3 separate regions of the Homo sapiens genome follow, and all the other regions are linked to region 2. Evidence: chromatin loops called from intact Hi-C (ENCODE). Cell type or tissue: OCI-LY7. All regions are shown on one strand. Links, peaks and the distances in the headings refer to the core of each region. The heading gives the core; the rest is flanking DNA.

Evidence for each region. A loop is a pair of places that touch in the nucleus more often than their neighbours do. Peaks named below come from ENCODE experiments on the same cell type or tissue, not always from the same donor. Only the 100,000 strongest peaks of a DNase experiment are listed, where the experiment ranks them.
Region 1: a loop joins it to region 2, with 7 times the contacts of the local background. A loop is called at or near these places in 2 of 110 quality-filtered maps.
Region 3: it touches region 2 in a loop (4-fold over the local background); 3 of 110 quality-filtered maps call a loop at or near these places.

What each region holds. Positions count from the first base shown.
Region 1 is chr6:11,169,855-11,175,345 of GRCh38, reverse strand. No RefSeq gene overlaps it. Among named protein-coding and RNA genes, the nearest start is that of NEDD9, 60 kb to the left of the region's middle. RefSeq lists an enhancer at 2,496-2,790. In OCI-LY7, for the core only: CTCF peaks have their summits at 2,470 and 2,669 (motif pointing left); a DNase peak (open chromatin) is centred at 2,645.
Region 2 is chr6:11,458,271-11,463,761 of GRCh38, reverse strand. All of the region lies in intron 1 of LOC105374928 (a long non-coding RNA gene), which reads right to left. Among named protein-coding and RNA genes, the nearest start is that of TMEM170B, 77 kb to the left of the region's middle. RefSeq lists an enhancer at 3,351-3,540. In OCI-LY7, for the core only: CTCF peaks have their summits at 2,982 and 3,183 (motif pointing right); DNase peaks (open chromatin) are centred at 2,321, 2,771, 3,381, 4,611 and 1 weaker place; H3K4me3 peaks cover 3,459 bases; H3K27ac peaks cover 3,690 bases.
Region 3 is chr6:11,330,609-11,336,099 of GRCh38, reverse strand. It overlaps LOC105374925 (a long non-coding RNA gene), which reads right to left. Exons shown (of 6, transcript XR_001743967.2): 6 at 310-1,354. It also overlaps a transcript of NEDD9 not described here. Among named protein-coding and RNA genes, the nearest start is that of NEDD9, 100 kb to the right of the region's middle. In OCI-LY7, for the core only: no CTCF peak of the experiment used is centred there; a DNase peak (open chromatin) is centred at 2,439.

The DNA of each region.
Region 1 (5,491 bases), core at 140-5,139, 290 kb after region 2:
TCCACCTCCCAGGCTCAAGTGATTCTCCTGCCTCAGCCTCCCGAGTAGCTGCGACCACAGGCCTACACCACCACGCCCGGCTAATTTTTCTGTTTTTAGTAGAGATGGGGTTTCACCATGTTGGCCAGGCTGGTCTTGAACTCCTGACCTTGTGATCCGCCATCTCAGCCTCCCAAAGTGCTGGGATTACAGGCGTGAGCCAGCACGCCTGGCCCTATTTTTATTCTTTAAGAGACAAGTCTTGCTCTATTGCCCAGGCTGAAGTGCAATGGCAAGACCCTAGTTCACAGCAGCCTGAACTCCTGGGCTCAAGCAATCCTCCCATCTCAGCCTCCCAAGTAGCTAGGATTACAGGTGTATGACACTATGCCCAGCTAATTTTTTTTTTTTTTTTTTTTTTTTTTGGAGAGACAGATATCTGTGTTGCCCAGGCTTGTCTCAAACTCCTAGCTTTGAGAGATCCTCCACCCTCAGCCTCCCAAAATGTTGGGCTTATAAGTGTGAGCCACTGCACCTGGCCTAATTAAAGAATTTTAAACAGCTATATGACACCATCATATTTTTGCTCTGAAAATAGCTCCCTGGCTGCAGTGTGGAGAGTGGTGAAGAGGGGCCATGTGGATCCTGGCAGTTCAGTTAGGAGGGCATTGAATCAGTTCTAGGAGAAGCAGTGAAGATACGTTGGATTAGAATGGAGGAGTGGAGATGGGGAGATGCAGATAGGTTCCAGGGACGTGGGAGGGCAAGTCCGTAGGAAAAGTGATGAACAGCACCTGGTGCATGATGATGAGGAGCCCGGGGAAGGGCTTCTTGGCTGGGCATCTGGATGGATGTGGATCCATTCATGAGCTAGGATGTGCCAACGCTATTTCCATCTCCATGGAACCAGCCTGGGGTGCAATCCACACTTACTGCACTCCCCCTCCCTGGCACTGAGCAAAGCGCATGAGGGAGGAGCAACATTGGGCAAGAACCTCCAGACTCTTATCTGGAGGAGGCTAAGTTAAGCCCACTTTACTTCCTCCTAGGGCGTGGATGTGTAGGCACATGCTTATTTTATGGTTGGGAAAAAAGAAGGAAAAGAAAAGAGAAAAACAGCCTTGAAATAGTTCTAGGCCAGGCACGGTGGCTCACGCCTATAATCCCAGCACTTTGGGAGGCCAAGGCGGGGGGATCATGAGGTCAGGAGTTCAAGACCAGCCTGGCTAACATAGTGAAATCTGTCTCTACTAAAAATACAAAAATTAGCCAGGCATGGTGGCGGGAGCTTGTAGTCCCAGCTACTCAGGAGGCTGAGGCAGGAGGATCGCTTGAACCTGGGAGACGAAGGTTGCAGTGAGCCAAGATCGCACCACTGCACTCCAGCCTGGGCAACAGAGTGAGACTCAGAAAAAAAAAAAAAAAAAAAAAGAACGAACGAACGAAGGAAAGAAGAAAAGAAAGAAAAAAAGAGAGAAAGAAAAGAAAGAAAGAAAGAAAGAAAAAGGAAAAGAAAGAAGGAAGGAAAGAAACAAAGAAAGAAAGAAAAGGTTTTAATGAGTAGAGGCCAGCCTGCAGGGGGAGAAACCTCTACAAGGGCAACTGAAAAGCTTCAGCACACTGACTGACCTTCATCTCAGACTCAACTATTACCAATCTCTAAAGCAAATTCCTCTGCAGCCTGGGAGGGGGCATTGAGGGGCAGGAACCACCACCATACCTCACAGCATGATTTAAGTCATCTCCCAACAACTATAATTAAGAAAACTGAGTTAACAAAAAGGGCACCTTACTTTGTCTCCTAACTGTCAATTTTCCAGAGAGACAAGAGTCAGCAGGGAATGATGTTAAATGAAAACATACCCCTAATTTTCTCTGGCCTGCCTGGCAGTCAGGAGACCACCAGACACCAGACATTGTCTATCCCCCACACAGCCCCTCACCCAGTCATCATCCAAGCGCAGTTTATGAGCCTTCTTTATGACCCAGGCAGCCTAACGGGTTTTTTTTTCAGAACCATCTGGGCCCTTTGTGACTTAAATTCCTATTAAAGAAGTTGAAGTCTCCAAGAACAATGGTTGTGAATGAGACATTTTAAACAGTGGTCAGAGAAGTAACTTATTTCAGCCTTGCCCAATGTTAAAATATCAAGACAAAGGGCTGGTGTGGGTGTATTTTTAGAATGATGTAAAGATGTAAATGGACAACTTAGTGAAGGCTGTCCTTGCCCTTGGGCAATTATTTCTACCTCTCTGTCTAGACATCCAGTCTACACTGGAAAGGACCTACGATTTGACAAAAGAAGGTTTTGGATAAATAATGGGTCCCCCAATCCTGTTTGCAAAAGAAAAATCAACAAGCAAGAAAACAAAAGATCTGCAAAGAGCACTGAGAAGGGGACATGTAGGGACCTGTATGCAGAGGAGAGCGCTCTAGAGAAAAGTTACTAGGTCCTCTGCCCCTTGCAAAGGGGAGTGAACTTGTGGGTGTTTACACGTACCAGGTGGCTTCCCGTTGAAAGGGGGCCCCCAGAAATCCTTTAGAGCGCTGACAGTGCAAATAGCTAGCACCTATTCAGCTCAGGCAACAAGGTCTTTGGGCACCACCTAGGATGTTTTGAAGCCCCTCACGCAGCGACCAGCATTTTGCAGATCTAAGGCTGTGTTCGCCTCGCACGGCGCCCCCTTGTGGTCTGATGGGAAATGAAAGGTGGAGGACAATTGGTTTTTACAACCGATTTCATCTCTAACGTGCCTGGGAAATAGGAATGCTAGTGCAGACCTGATTCGCTGTTGTGAAAATAAGCATTCAAAATAATTCTTAAGCGCTCCACAACCACGTAGCAGTACGATTACTTCCTTGCTGCACATCTCCCTAGCCTCTTGTATATTTCAGACACAGGGCATCTTGGACCATGAGTTCATCTTTCCCATCTCACTACCTAACTAACACAAAGAGTTCAATTCATGTTTGTTGACTGGCTAACTGAACCCAAAGGAATGAATCCACCTCCAAGCTCCTCCACCCCCATCCCACATTGGAGGATCCTTTTTTTTTTTTTTTAAACGGAGTCTGCCTCAGACACTCAAGACTGGACTGCAGTGGAGCTGTGTCCGGAATTGGTGGGTTCTTGGTCTCACTGACTTCAAAAATGAAGCCGCGGATCCTCGCGGTGAGTGTTACAGTTCTTAAAGGCAGCGTGTCTGGAATTTGTTCCTTCTGATGTTCGGATGTGTTCAGAGCTTCTTCCCTCTGGTGGGGTTTGTGGTCTCACTGGCGCATGAGTGAAGCTGTGGACCTTCGCAGTGAGTGTTACAGCTCTTAAGGCTGCCCGTCTGGAGTTGCTCGTTCCTCCCAGTAGGTTCGTGGTCTTGCTGGTTTCAGGAGTGAAGCTGCAGACCTTCACAGTGAGTGTTATAGCTCATAAAGGCAGTGTGGACCCAAAGACTGAGCAGTAGCAAACTTCACTGCAAAAAGCAAAAGAACAAAGCTTCCACAGCGTGGAAAGACACCCGTACAGAAAAGTACCCGAGCGGGTTACCACTGCTGGTGCAGGCAGCCTGCTTTTATTCTCTTATCTGGCCACACCCACATCCTGCTGATTGGTCCATTTTACAGAGAGCCGAGTGGTCTGTTTTGACAGGGCGCTGATTGGTGCGTTTACAATCCCTGAGCTAGACACAAAGGTTCTCCACCTCCCCACTAGATTAGCTAGATACAGAGTGTGGACACAAAGGTTCTCCAAGTCCCCACAAGAGTAGCTAGATACAGAGTGCCGATTGGTGTATTTACAATCCCTTAGCTAGACATAAAGGTTCTCCAAGTCCCGCCCAGACTCAGGAGCCCAGCTGGCGTCACCCAGTGGATCCCGCACGGGGCCGCAGGTGGAGCTACCTGCCAGTCCCGTGCGGTGTGCGCGCACTCCTCAGCCCTTGGGTGGTCGATGGGACTGGGCGCCGTGGAGCAGGGGCGCCGCTCGTCGGGGAGGCTCGGCCGCACAGGAGCTCACGGGCGTGGGGGAGAGGCTCAGGCATGGCAGGCTGCAGGTCCCGAGCCCTGCCCCGCAGGGAGGCAGCTAAGGCCCGGCGAGAAATCGAGAACAGCGCCGGTGGGCCAGCACTGCTGGGGGACCCAGCACACCCTCCGCAGCCGCTGGCCCGGGTGCTGAGCCCCTCATTGCCCGGGGCTGGCAGGCCGCTCCGAGTGCGGGGCCCACCGAGCCCACACCCACCCGGAACTCACGCTGGCCCGCAAGCACCGCGCGCAGCCCCGGTTCCCGCCCGCCCCTCTCCCTCCACACCTCCCTGCAAGCTAAGGGAGCCGGCTCCCGCCTCGGCTAGCCCAGGAAGGGGCTCCCACAGTGCAGCGGTGGGCTGAAGGGCTCCTCGAGTGCCGCCGAAGTGGGCGCCAAGGCCGAGGAGGTGCTGAGAGTGAGCGAGGGCTGTGAGGGCTGCCAGCAGGCTGTCACCTCTCAGCGCCATCTCGGCTCACCGCAACTTGTGCCTCCTCACTGCTTTAGCCTCCCGAGTAGCTTGGATTACAGGCTCCTGCCACCACGTCCCCCTGATTTTTGTATTTTTAGTAGAGACGGGGTTTCACCATGTTGGCCAGGCTGGTCTTGAACTCCTGACCTCAAGTGATCCGCCTGCCTCGGCCTCCCAAAGTGCTGGCATTACAGGCGTGAGCCACCACGCCTGGCTTGGAGGAGCCCTTTAAAGGAAAAAGAACATTGCAGGATCCTTAACAATAACTAAAAATAAAATTCCTTCAAAAGGCAGGATGTAGTGCCCATGAGTTACTGTTGTATTGTTTCCCCTTTATATAACCTTTTTCCACAATTACTTTAGTAACTTTGGTTGTTCTCGTTGAATGTCTATGTGATTTCTCTGCTGTAAGCTCCTGAGGTTGGATTTGCGCTGCACAGCAGATCCCTACAAGTCCCCTTCTCAGTGTTCCTTGAAGATCTTTTGTTTTATTGCTTGTTTCATAGTTCCCCGGGTGATCTCAGCTGCAATATACTCCTTTGCAAAGTTGCTGTAACCAGGCCAAAACCTGTCCCTAGATTTAGAATCCATGGTTTGGGATGACTGTGACGTTAATCACCCCATGCTCTCTGTCAACATGACCCAACACTTTCAGTACATCCCATCCTCATCCTCAGATCCTCATCCTCAGATCTTCAGCACTTACAGCATCTATAGGCCTTTCAACCATTGCACCAGCAAGCAAAACAACAATTATAGAGAAAATGGACAGAAGGCGAAACAAAAGAAAAGTTTTATGATCAATGAGCAAATTATAGGCAAACGTATTCATATTTAAGCATCAGGGGATATTTCATTTGTCCTGAGTAATTGATATGCTTTTTCTCATGGAAACAAGATTTTTGCAATTAACTGATCATGTTTTCCTTTACTGTAAAGGTCAGAGACAAATTTGATGCCCAATATCAGTAACTAGTAACTTATGGGTCCATCTGGGTTTTACATTTTCTCTCCATACCATCTTTTCT
Region 2 (5,491 bases), core at 261-5,260:
TCCAAGATTTAAATTTACATCAACTTTTAGACTGGCTAAGCTTTCTTTCTGCTCCATGCCTACAGATTCTCTAACTCCACTCAGCTATATTAATGAGTATCATGGATCCAAAGGGATCCCTGAATTAGAACAACTGTATGCTCTCTACAAAACACATGACTTCCTGAGGATCATAGAGTGGGTTAGTCATGCAACGGAATATGAGCCTTTTAGTGTTAGAATTAAATACACTGATTCTACGCCCCCACTCATAGCAGCATCATTCACAATCGCCAAAAGGTGGAAGAAACCCAAGTATCCATTGACAAGTAAATGGATAAACGTGTGGTATATTTATACAATGGAATATTATTCTGCCTTAAAAAGAATGGAAATTCTGACACACGCTACAACATGGATGCACCTTGAGAGCAAAATGCTTAGTGAAATAAGTCAGTCACAAAAGAACAAACACTGTATGATTCCGCTTACGTGAGGTACCTAAAGTAGCCAAATTTGTAGAGAGAGAAAGTTGAATTGCAGTTGCCAGGGGCTGTGGAGAGTGGGAAATGGGAATTGCTTAATGGGCATTGAGTTTCAGTTCTGCAAGATGAAACAGTTCTGGAATTGGTTGCACAACACTGTAAACATACTTAACACGACTGAACTATACACTAAAAAAATGGTTAAGATGGTAAATTTTATGTTACGTGTATTTCACCACAATTTAAAAATATCATTTAAATACTGATTTCAATCAAACCAACTATAGCGGTCACGGTGGCCACCAATTAGCGGGAGGGTATTCTGTTGTTTCTGATCTGTGAGATCTGATGAAATTATCAATGCTTTTCCCTGTCAGCAGCCAAGCTCAGTGATATGCCGCAGCTGTTGCCTGTGTTCCCCAGTACGAGAAAGAGTCTGGGCCACCCACCTTTGGCCTTTGATTCTTTGCTAGGGGAGCCACAGATATGATCCTTGAATTAAGGAGGACGTGTGGAGAAAATGCATGTATGCATCCCTGAGGTCACCCTGCTGAACCCCTTTACACATGGCAGAATGAGTGGCAGTGTTAAAAACTTCCATGTAGGTCAATAGTGTCAAATCTCATGGTTGTCAAATGGAACATTTTTGTTTCTGATGACATCGTTGGAGCTCCAGGAAATAGCCTAGGGTCTCTGTATTTGAATCCATGTTTTCTCATGGCATGTGAATGTCAAGTCTGCAGTCTGGAACATGGGCAATTCCCTCAAGCAGAAAATGGTTGCACTCTCTCATTAATTAGGACCTATTCAGATATCTATGATCAGTGGTTTCAATATGAACCCTTTAGGTTAGAATTGCTGCCTATCAATTCTTTTTTTTTTTTTTTGAGACCGAGTCTCGCTGTCTCCCAGGCTGAAGTGCAGTGGCGCAATCTCGGCTCACTGCAAGCTCTGCCTCCCGGGTTCACACCATTCTCCTGCCTCAGCCTCCCGAGTAGCTGGGACTACAGGTGCCTGCCACCACGCCTGGCTAATTCTTTTGTATTTTTAGTAGAGACGGGGTTTCACTGTGTTAGCCAGGATGGTCTGGATCTCCTGACCTCGTGATCCGCCTGCCTCAGCCTCCCAAAGTGCTGGGATTACAGGCGTGAGCCACAACGCCCAGCCTATCAATTCTTTCAAAGTGTGTTTAAATTACACTAGTATGTGTGAGTTGCAGATCTTTCATGTTTTCCAGGTGGGAGGGAGAAGGAGAGAGGACAAACATTTCATGTTTCAACACAAATGAGTCTCCTTCAAGTCCAGTGTATTAATTAACAACTGGTTATCCTTAAAAATTGTAGTATAGTGTAAACAGGAATCTATTTATTTCACTAATTAATTCATTTATTTAGACATTAGCATGAATTCTTTATTCTTCCCTCTCTGACTACCTACACATTTCCACTCCCACACACACACGTGTGTGATAAAGTGTGTGTGCATAGTACATCCATCATATAGTACAAGGAAATGTAATTTGAAACAACGACAACTTACGCCACTAAAAGAGTAGACATTTTATCTCTGATACTTTTGACACCTACTATTACAGGCTTATTTCAAGAACACAATTTTCAAATACGTTGTAGTTGGCTCTACAAAAATCAAAATGCAAAATGACAGGTTTTTTTTTTTAACCCCAAATGTCTTATGATTCAAACCCTCTTGAACAGTGTAAGCCACTCTGAAGATCAAGTGCCACCCGTTACGGGAAAGGGTACAAAAGACCTTTGACCTGTCTGCTGCTGGGGAGTTTTGGCCACATCTGGGATTTCCATCAGCACTCACCTTCTTCGGCTCATGAAGAGGCCATGGCAGGTGTTGGTTAAAGAGGGGAAGTTGCTTTCAAAAGACTGAGATGAAAGAACTACTAGAATCAAATAGCTTACTGTAAAGACTGATTCTCTTTTGCACAGTCCTAAGAAATGACCTGTCCTTGGCCTTCCAAGATCTTGCTTCCAGAATATCAACCTGTCAGGACGGGAAAGAAGCAATAGCAGGTGAGACCATCTGAGGCGATCAGAGGGTCTTGATGGCAAAAACAAACTGACTCTATCCCTTTCCCAGACCCCAGACTCCCAGCTATGGTGGGACTAAGAATGCTGAATGCTGGTTCTCAGGCCAGTGAACCTAAGAAACTGAAGAGCACAAAAAGTGCTCTTGGCAGAAACTATTTTAATAGTGCTCGAAATACTTTTAATGAGAAGGGGAAGCAGGAACTTCAAATAAAGTTTCTCTTTTGCATTCCACCAAGAACAGATGTTTGCTTTATTCAAAGAAGTTTCATGGGGGTGATTTCATGCATAGCTAAGAGCAGCAGTAGGGTTTTTTAGCTGTTAGAGCTGGGGTTGATTTACATAATCAGGGTATTACCGCTCCTGTGGCTTTCTACCTATATGCTATTAAACATATGTGTGCTTATATCTGTGTGTGTATGTGTGTGTGTGTTCATAACGCTGGAATCAAGTAAAAGGTCCACCGTCATTTCCTCATCATTCTTGGGAATATTTACAGTATCAGGGCTGCTCTCTTATCCTCCAGCTGTAATAAAGGCAGCACTTTGTACAAAATATCTCATTTAATTTTTATGACAATCCCATGAAATAGGAATTACTGTCCCCACTACATAGATGGGAAGACCGATGCTTAAAGAGGTTGAATACACATGCTAAGGTAGCATAACCAGGAGGTGGCAGAGTTGGGATCTGAGCTGAGGAAGTCCAGGGCTCTCAATTACACTCCCACAAGATAAGGAGCATACATTGTACAGGCTGCACAAAGTCATGAAGAAATCTTGGGTAACCATCTGCAAGCCCATTTACTGATTTCCTCCCTTTAATAGGGCTGACCCACAAGCCCACACACTGTGGCATCCGCTCTCCGCTACCACTTCACCCTGTGTCTCTCTGCTTATGCTGATTTCCGTCCTTTCCAAGATTAGCATTTGGCCTGCCTTCTCTCTATGGCCTCACTGGCCAACCCTGTCAGCAATGTGCCCTGAATAATAGAATCAGGCATAAAGTCCTTGCCCATCTTTCCTAGTAGAAAGGGGATCCCTCCATGGACTTCTGGAGCTGTCCCATTTATGTAGCCATAGCTAACTGCCTAGTCTCTTCTTTCACCAGAGCTCCATGATACCACATCCTGTTGAAAATGACACAAGGAGGAAGAAAAAGTCCCTTTAGGTGGTAGTCATCAACTTTTCCTTTCCACCCCCTCCAGTATGTCTTCATTCTTTCTCTTTCAGCTCTTCAATTTACTGGATTTTTTAAGAGGCTGTGCTCTGTTGCTATGTTCCAGATAGGTAGGTAAGTAGGTAGACAGATTAGATAGATGGATAGATGAATAGATTAGATAAATAGTAGATACATAGATGAATAGATTAGGTAGATGAATAGATAGGTGGATAAATGAATATATTAGACACATGATAGATAAGATAGATAAATAGATTACATAAATAGATAAATAGAAGATAGATGAATGCATTACATAGCTAGATAGATAGGTAAATGGATGGATGGATGGATGGATGGATGGATGGATGGATGGATGGATGGATGGATAGATGTAGATGAATAGATGGATGGATAGGTGAGCAGATAGATAAATAGATAGATGCATATTCTTGGCTTGGGTTACCCCAGAAGCAACCTGAAATAAGAATTCACATGCAAGTAGGAAACACTAGTAGGGGAATAGAGAAGTGAGAAACAGGCAAGAGAAGAAAACCAACCAAAGGAGAATAATCAAGAAAGTTACCACTGAGGGCAAATGAAGCTGAATTCCACTGGGGAATTCTGAGAGACAGTGTAGAGCCTGCTACTCAAAGCGGACCATCATCATCATCATCATCATCATCATCATCATCATCATCATCATCTGAAGCTCTACCACAAATCCACTGAATCAGGATGTGAATTTTTAACAGGATCCCCAAATGATAAAGTTTGTAAAGTACTGAGGTAGAATATGCCTCAAAGTTAATCAGATGAAGGGGTGAGAAAACTGTGATAGTCATTACTAGCTTCCCCCTTAACACTGCTTGTGAGCTGTTTCTGAAGTTAATTCCCCTGCACTCCTGGCTTAGCCTTTGTATGAGCAGGGCATTCATGCCCCAGTGGTCAAAAAGGAAGTCCCCAGACAGAAAATCAAAGGTATTAGCAGGAAGCGGCCCTCAACATGCACAGCTATTACAAGTTCAGCTGTTAAATAGTTAATCTAAATATGATATTAAAACTGAGGTTAAATTATAATAATAAAAACAGCCACAACTCTAATGCTGATTCAAGGTTAAAGATGCATTAAATAGATTGAAATAAGCAGGATTTCATTTAGGCATTTATTCTCAAAAAAGCAGTTGATTTACCTAGTAGAAAAATAACCATTATCACAATTAACTTTAGGAAAATTCAATTAAGATTAATATTATTTTTTACTCAGTAGTTATTTCAGGCCCTCTCAAGCAGGCCATGAGTGAGATCATGAAATATGTTCCCATATTTCATTGACTTATTCTAATTCCTAATATTAACCCCCAGGAGGGGTGGGGAGGCACATGACTGAGGTTTTGCATTGCAAAGACAAACTATGTACTATATTTATTCTGGAGTACATTCACGATCTGAAATTATAGTGGAAAAAAAAAAGACTTGACTCCTATTATAATGCTAAACACTGGTAAAGACATTTGGAGAATATCCAGAAAAATCAGTGACTTCTCCCAGACACAATAGGCGCAATAAGGTAACTACACAAGAAAAGCAGTTTCCACAAAGATGTTAGTTCTGTTACCTCATACACGTATTCTAAAGGAGTACTGGAGTACTTTATAGCACACAAAGAAAAAATGTATTTCTTCAAAAAATTTTAAGATGCATTCAAAAAGTTTCTAAATCAGCTTGGAAAAAAATTAACAAACTAAGAACTTCTTAGAAACACTGAACTTAAAAGAAGTCCCCAAGAAGATTTTCAAGTTAAATATT
Region 3 (5,491 bases), core at 373-5,372, 130 kb after region 2:
TGAGGGAGGTGAGGGCAGGAGGAGGTGACTAGGGAAAAGGGAGTCCTGGGGCATGTCGTGTCTCAAGCGGGGGAGCCCAGACAGACTCCTGGTTACCAGGAATGGAGACAGGAGTTGGAAGTAAATCTCAAGTGCAGACGAGCTTCTGAAGGAGCTTATCTTCAGCCTGAGGATTTGGGACTTCTTTATCCTCCAGGAAACCCTGGAAGATTTAGAGGAGCCACTTGGTCAGATTTCCTTCTTTGAAATATATTAGATTGGTGCAAAAGGAATTGTGGTTTGGGACTGTGAATTTTAGATCCTTATAACTAGACTCAAACACATCTTTATTAATTCAAATAGGAACAATTACTATCAACACATTTTTGCCAATGAGAAATAAGTTTGTTTATTCCTGTAGCATAAAGGTCTGTGCTTTGGGATTCAATGAACACTTGGAAAGCATTTTCTGCACACTGCTGGTTGTGGAAGCAAAAAGTTGTTGAGATGCTTGAAGAAGTGGTAGTCGGTTGGCGAGAGGTCAGGTGAATATGGTGGGTGAGGCAAAACTTTGTAGCCCAATTCGCTCAACTTTTGAAGCATTGGTTGTATGACGTGCAGTCGGGTGTTGTTGTGGAGAAGAATTTGTCCCTTTTTGTTGACCAATGCCAGCTGCAGCCACTGCAGTTTTCAGTGCATCTCATTGATTTGCTGAGCAGACTTCTCAGATGTAGTGATTTCGCCAGGATTCAGAAAGCTGTAGTGGATCAGACTGGCAGCAGACTACCAAACAGTGACCATGACCATATTTTGGTGCAAGTTTGGCTTTGGAAAGTGCTTTGGAGCTTCTTCTCGGTCCAACCACTCACCTGGTCGTCACTCGTTGTTGTATAAAATCCACTTTTCATTGCATGTCACAATCCGATCAAGAAATGGTTCATTGTTGTTGTGTGGAATAAGAAAAGACAACACCACCAAATGGTGATTTTTTTTTACTTTCAGTCAACTCATGAGGCACCCACTTACCGAGCTTTTTCACCCTTTGAATTTGCTTCAAATGCCAAAGAACAGTAGAACAGTCGATGTTAAGTTCTTCGGCAACTTCTCGTGTAGTTGTAAGAGGATCAGCTTTAATGATTGCTCTCAATTGGTCATTGTCAACTTCCAACAGCTGGCCGCCACACTCCTCATCTTTAAGGCTCTCGTCCTCTTTGCAAAACTTCTTGAACCACCACTGCACTGTACATTTGTTAGTGGTTCCTGGGCCGAATGTGTTGTTGATGTTGCCAGTTGTCTCTGCTGCTTTACAACTCATTTTGAACTTGAATTAAAAAATTGCTTGAATTTGCTTTTTGTTTAACATCATTTCCATAGTCTAAAATAAACATAAAATAAACAGCAAGTAGTAAGTCATTAGCAAAAAAACATAAAGCGAGAAATGCCCATTAAAATGATGTATAACATAACCACATTTATTTAAGAATGTATTCCAATATCAAACAGCAAATTCCAACAATGCAAAAATGCAATTAACGTTTGCTCCAACCTAATATTTTCAGAGAGAATGAATAATGGGGAAAGAAACTGAAGAGAAAGTAACAGGCAAGGAGATATTTGCAGGTGAGAAAAAAATTATGACCAATAGTCTAAACAGTGGTAGCGGTGGCATGAATAGAGAAAACAGGGGCACCCTTATCTTGCCCGATTTGTACAAATTCAGTTAATTCTATTTTAACTTATTTATTTGTGTTATTTTTCAGATGACAAAAGATAATACATACTCACTGTAAAAAATTTTGGATTAAAACATTTAAAATGTATAAGGAATACAACAAAATCGCCCCTTAATTACTCAGAAATAAGCATTCTTATTAATGTTTGTGTATCCTATTAAGTTCTTTTCAAAATCATATCTATGTACATATATAGTCATTTACTCAGACTTTTATAAACAGCTTTTTCCACTTTATATATTTCCCTATTAGTAACTTTATAGAACTTGATTTTTGATTGATGTGCTATATTTATTTAGCTAATCTAGAGGACAGATTTGAAAACTGTTAAGGAATTATAAATTGCAGTAGGAGGTGATTAATTAGCTGATGGGGTATGAGGGAAAGGAAAAAAACTGAGCAACCCCAACTTTTGGGCTAAAGCCCTTCTTTTTACAGCTTTCTTCTTGTTTTGGCCAGAACTGGAGGGTCCATCTTGTGAAAAGGAGGTGGCAGAAGGATCTGTGAATATATGTTACATTCAACCTCAACGATGGTGAACATAAGCACTGTTCAGGGCATGCAGACACAGCCCCAGGTTCACAAGCTGCCAGAACATTCATTAAAGTGGATAAAATGGCCTGCAATGAAATCCTCAAAGGATGTGGTAGATAAAGCAAATGCCCTCCTAAACACAGCTGCAGGCTGCCAAAACCCCCAGCCACACCTGGTGAGCATTCTCAGAGAGGAGCAAGTAGAGACAGCCTTCCCTGCCAGGAGGGAGTCCCTCTCCAGGCTGTGTGGCCCTGGCTGTGGTCTCTGCACCTGCCGCTTGCCTGATGGCTTTCTTGCATTCTGGGAGGGCATGCCTGTCCGAGCACTTCCTCTGCTCAGTCTTTCCATAGCGAGAGGAGGAAGAGCAAGAGGAGTCAATACCTGTGAGGCACAATAAATCCAACTGAGGTGAATAATAAAGCGTATTCATTTCCAAAAACTTAGAAGACAATGTTAGGGCAGATATTGGGAAAGAAACTGACTAATTGACCCAGGCTTTCATTTCAGGCTCAGTTTGGTTTCCATTGCCTAACACAACTCTCCTACGCTCCTGTGCCTCTTCAGAAATGGCTTCTGATTGAAACACAACCTGTGTCTTTTGATTGATTGGGAACTGAAAGATGTTCCTCTTTTAATCTCATGGATGGAACCCAATATATTTCACTTTCTTCTTTGTGCTGATAGACAAAGCCTCGGAAAAAAATGCTATTTAAATAATAGCTTTCACTGACAGTAGACTCATGGGAAAATTGTCCTTCCTTCCTTCCCTCCCTCCCTCCCTCCCTCCCTCCCTTCCTTCCTTCCTTCCTTTTTTCCTTCCTTCCTTTTTCTGAAGTGTATGGACCATTATTGCTTTTACTTTGTCTTATTTGGCTTATGGGAAACCGTGGGACTCCTCATATATCTATGTGCTGAGCTGACATAAGGGGGACTATTAACCGCTTCTATGCAGCATTTATTTTGCTGAAGAGAAAACATGGAGTGTGGCTTTGTTGAAAAGCTCCCCATCATTCACAGTTCACTGAAACTCATCCATTCAATCATCAAGCACAGATCTACCTCTGCTCCACTTGTGCCTGGGATGGTGCTAGATGCTGAGAACGTGCCATTGCCCACATGTTCTCAGCATCTAGCAGAAGAATCAGTTCCAGAGCACACTCACCCAGCTTCTGGAATCTCACAGGTTAGTTGGGAGGTCACTTAAATAGAACACGACGTGTGCTGTAAACAAGTTAAGCACAGAGTGCAAAGGAGCATCTAATTCAAGAGCTGCTTAGGATGGTTTTGTAGAGAAGGCATGTATGATTCTAAAATGAAGGCATGGCACGTGCAAGGCTGTGGTGTTACAAGAGAACTTGGAGCATTTGGAGAAGCGGACGTAGCGCAATGTGAGGCGAGAGATGAGAGTGGTACATCCTAGCAAGGAAACTCCCAGTCTTGGAGGTAATGGAGAACCATTGATGAATTTTAAGGATTTTAAGAATAGGCATAATGTAGTCAAATTCACACTCAGTGAAGTAGTCCTTGAACCATTGTTCACTGCACCACATGGTCACAGTCTTATTAAGCTGACAGTTGAAAGTTTCATTGGAAAACAAACCTGGCAGTTCTTGAAATGGAAACATGAAGGTAATGCAGGGCCTACAACTCTAGGTTGCAAAAAGATCAAGGACATTTCATAGATCTTGCCTTACTTTTCCTCTTAGGGCAAAACACACATTACAAAGACCCTCAAATGATGCTCACTGTTACCAACATTTTTTTCTAATCTTACATCTTTCATCCTAAATGCTCATGAAAGACATGTTGCTTCTGGTTCAAACTTGGGCCAATGACAATGCTTTTCATGTTTGTTGACCCAATAATCAGCCATTGCACTCAAAGACTTAGAGCGGATCAGTTTAAAAACAGCTATTACTGCATTTGAACTACAGCTCCCCTCCAGCCCTCTGTATGTCTGGGCTTGCTGCTGCCACAGGAAAGCTCCTAGTTCTACCCAGGGAGGGATTGTGTTTCTCAGCCTGTTTCAGCACCAACCCGTAAAAGCTGCTTATGTCAAATGTCAGTTAATTGCAAACTTACCCGTGAGGTTTAATTGACCTTATTCCACAACAAGTGTGGCCATATGAAATAAACCCAAAGATTCATGATCAGGCAGGTCTAAGTGTTGCATTTTGGAGAATGGCAAGGGGTCGTTTTTGGAAGGAGATGGAGCACCTCCTATGCTAATCTCATGAGATTAGCTTTAAACATCTTCAGTTTCCTCCAGTCAATAATTTGTTATGGAACTGTCATTTTACATTTAAACATTTTTTGAACCCTTTTATTTTTGCACCCTTTAGCGTTGGGATAAAAAATTCTTAAGTCATATCTCCTCCCCACTCCCACCACCGCCACACTGTTTTATATAATACTTCCTTTTACTATTTTACTGTTTTAAATTTATCTACCTTCCTGTCCACACCCCCCACCCCCGCCTCACCCTGTTGCTTCAGAAAAACTCATGATTTGTGGAGGAGTAAATGCTCACAACTATCTATTCTCTCAGCCCTACATCTCTCTCAACTTGCGTCTCTCTGGACAGAACAATTTTTATCTTTTTAGCAATTCTTATACCGCAGTTCCCCTTCACTGCCATAATTCTGGTGAACTCACTGTTTGAGATCAGTCTCCACTGTTCCCCATGGAGATCACCAAAGCCGATACTACCAGAAGCTCACATTTGAGCCCTGCAGAACATTGAGGAAAAGAGCATTTTGGGTTTGGTTTGATTTGTTTCAGCTATTTTTTCCCCTCTCTAGAAACATGGGTAGGTGGAGCTTACCAGGTGAGGTTGCTGACTTTCTTCTCTAGAGTCTGTAGAGTAGAGTATCTACACAATATTCCATTTGTGAAAATTTGCACAATAGACTAGATAAACAACGGATTACGGAGAAAACAGCCCTAATACTCAGACCCTAAAGCAGTGCTAGGTTAACAACAAGGTGCTTACTTGCTTGGGGTGCCAGCCAAAGTCAGAACAATGAGGCTTTCATGGACTTATCCAGAATTTTATAACTGATAAAAAGAAATCATTTTATGTTTTGTGGTTTAGTATTGCTTTAATCTGGGTTTATATATGGGAGGAGGCACCAAAATATTTCAGTGCTTGGGGACTTAGACTAAAAGCCACAAGGAGGAAGAGAAAAAGCAGGAAACAGGCTGCCCTTTGTCACGGACCTTGTCTTTCCTGGCACTCTTTGGCT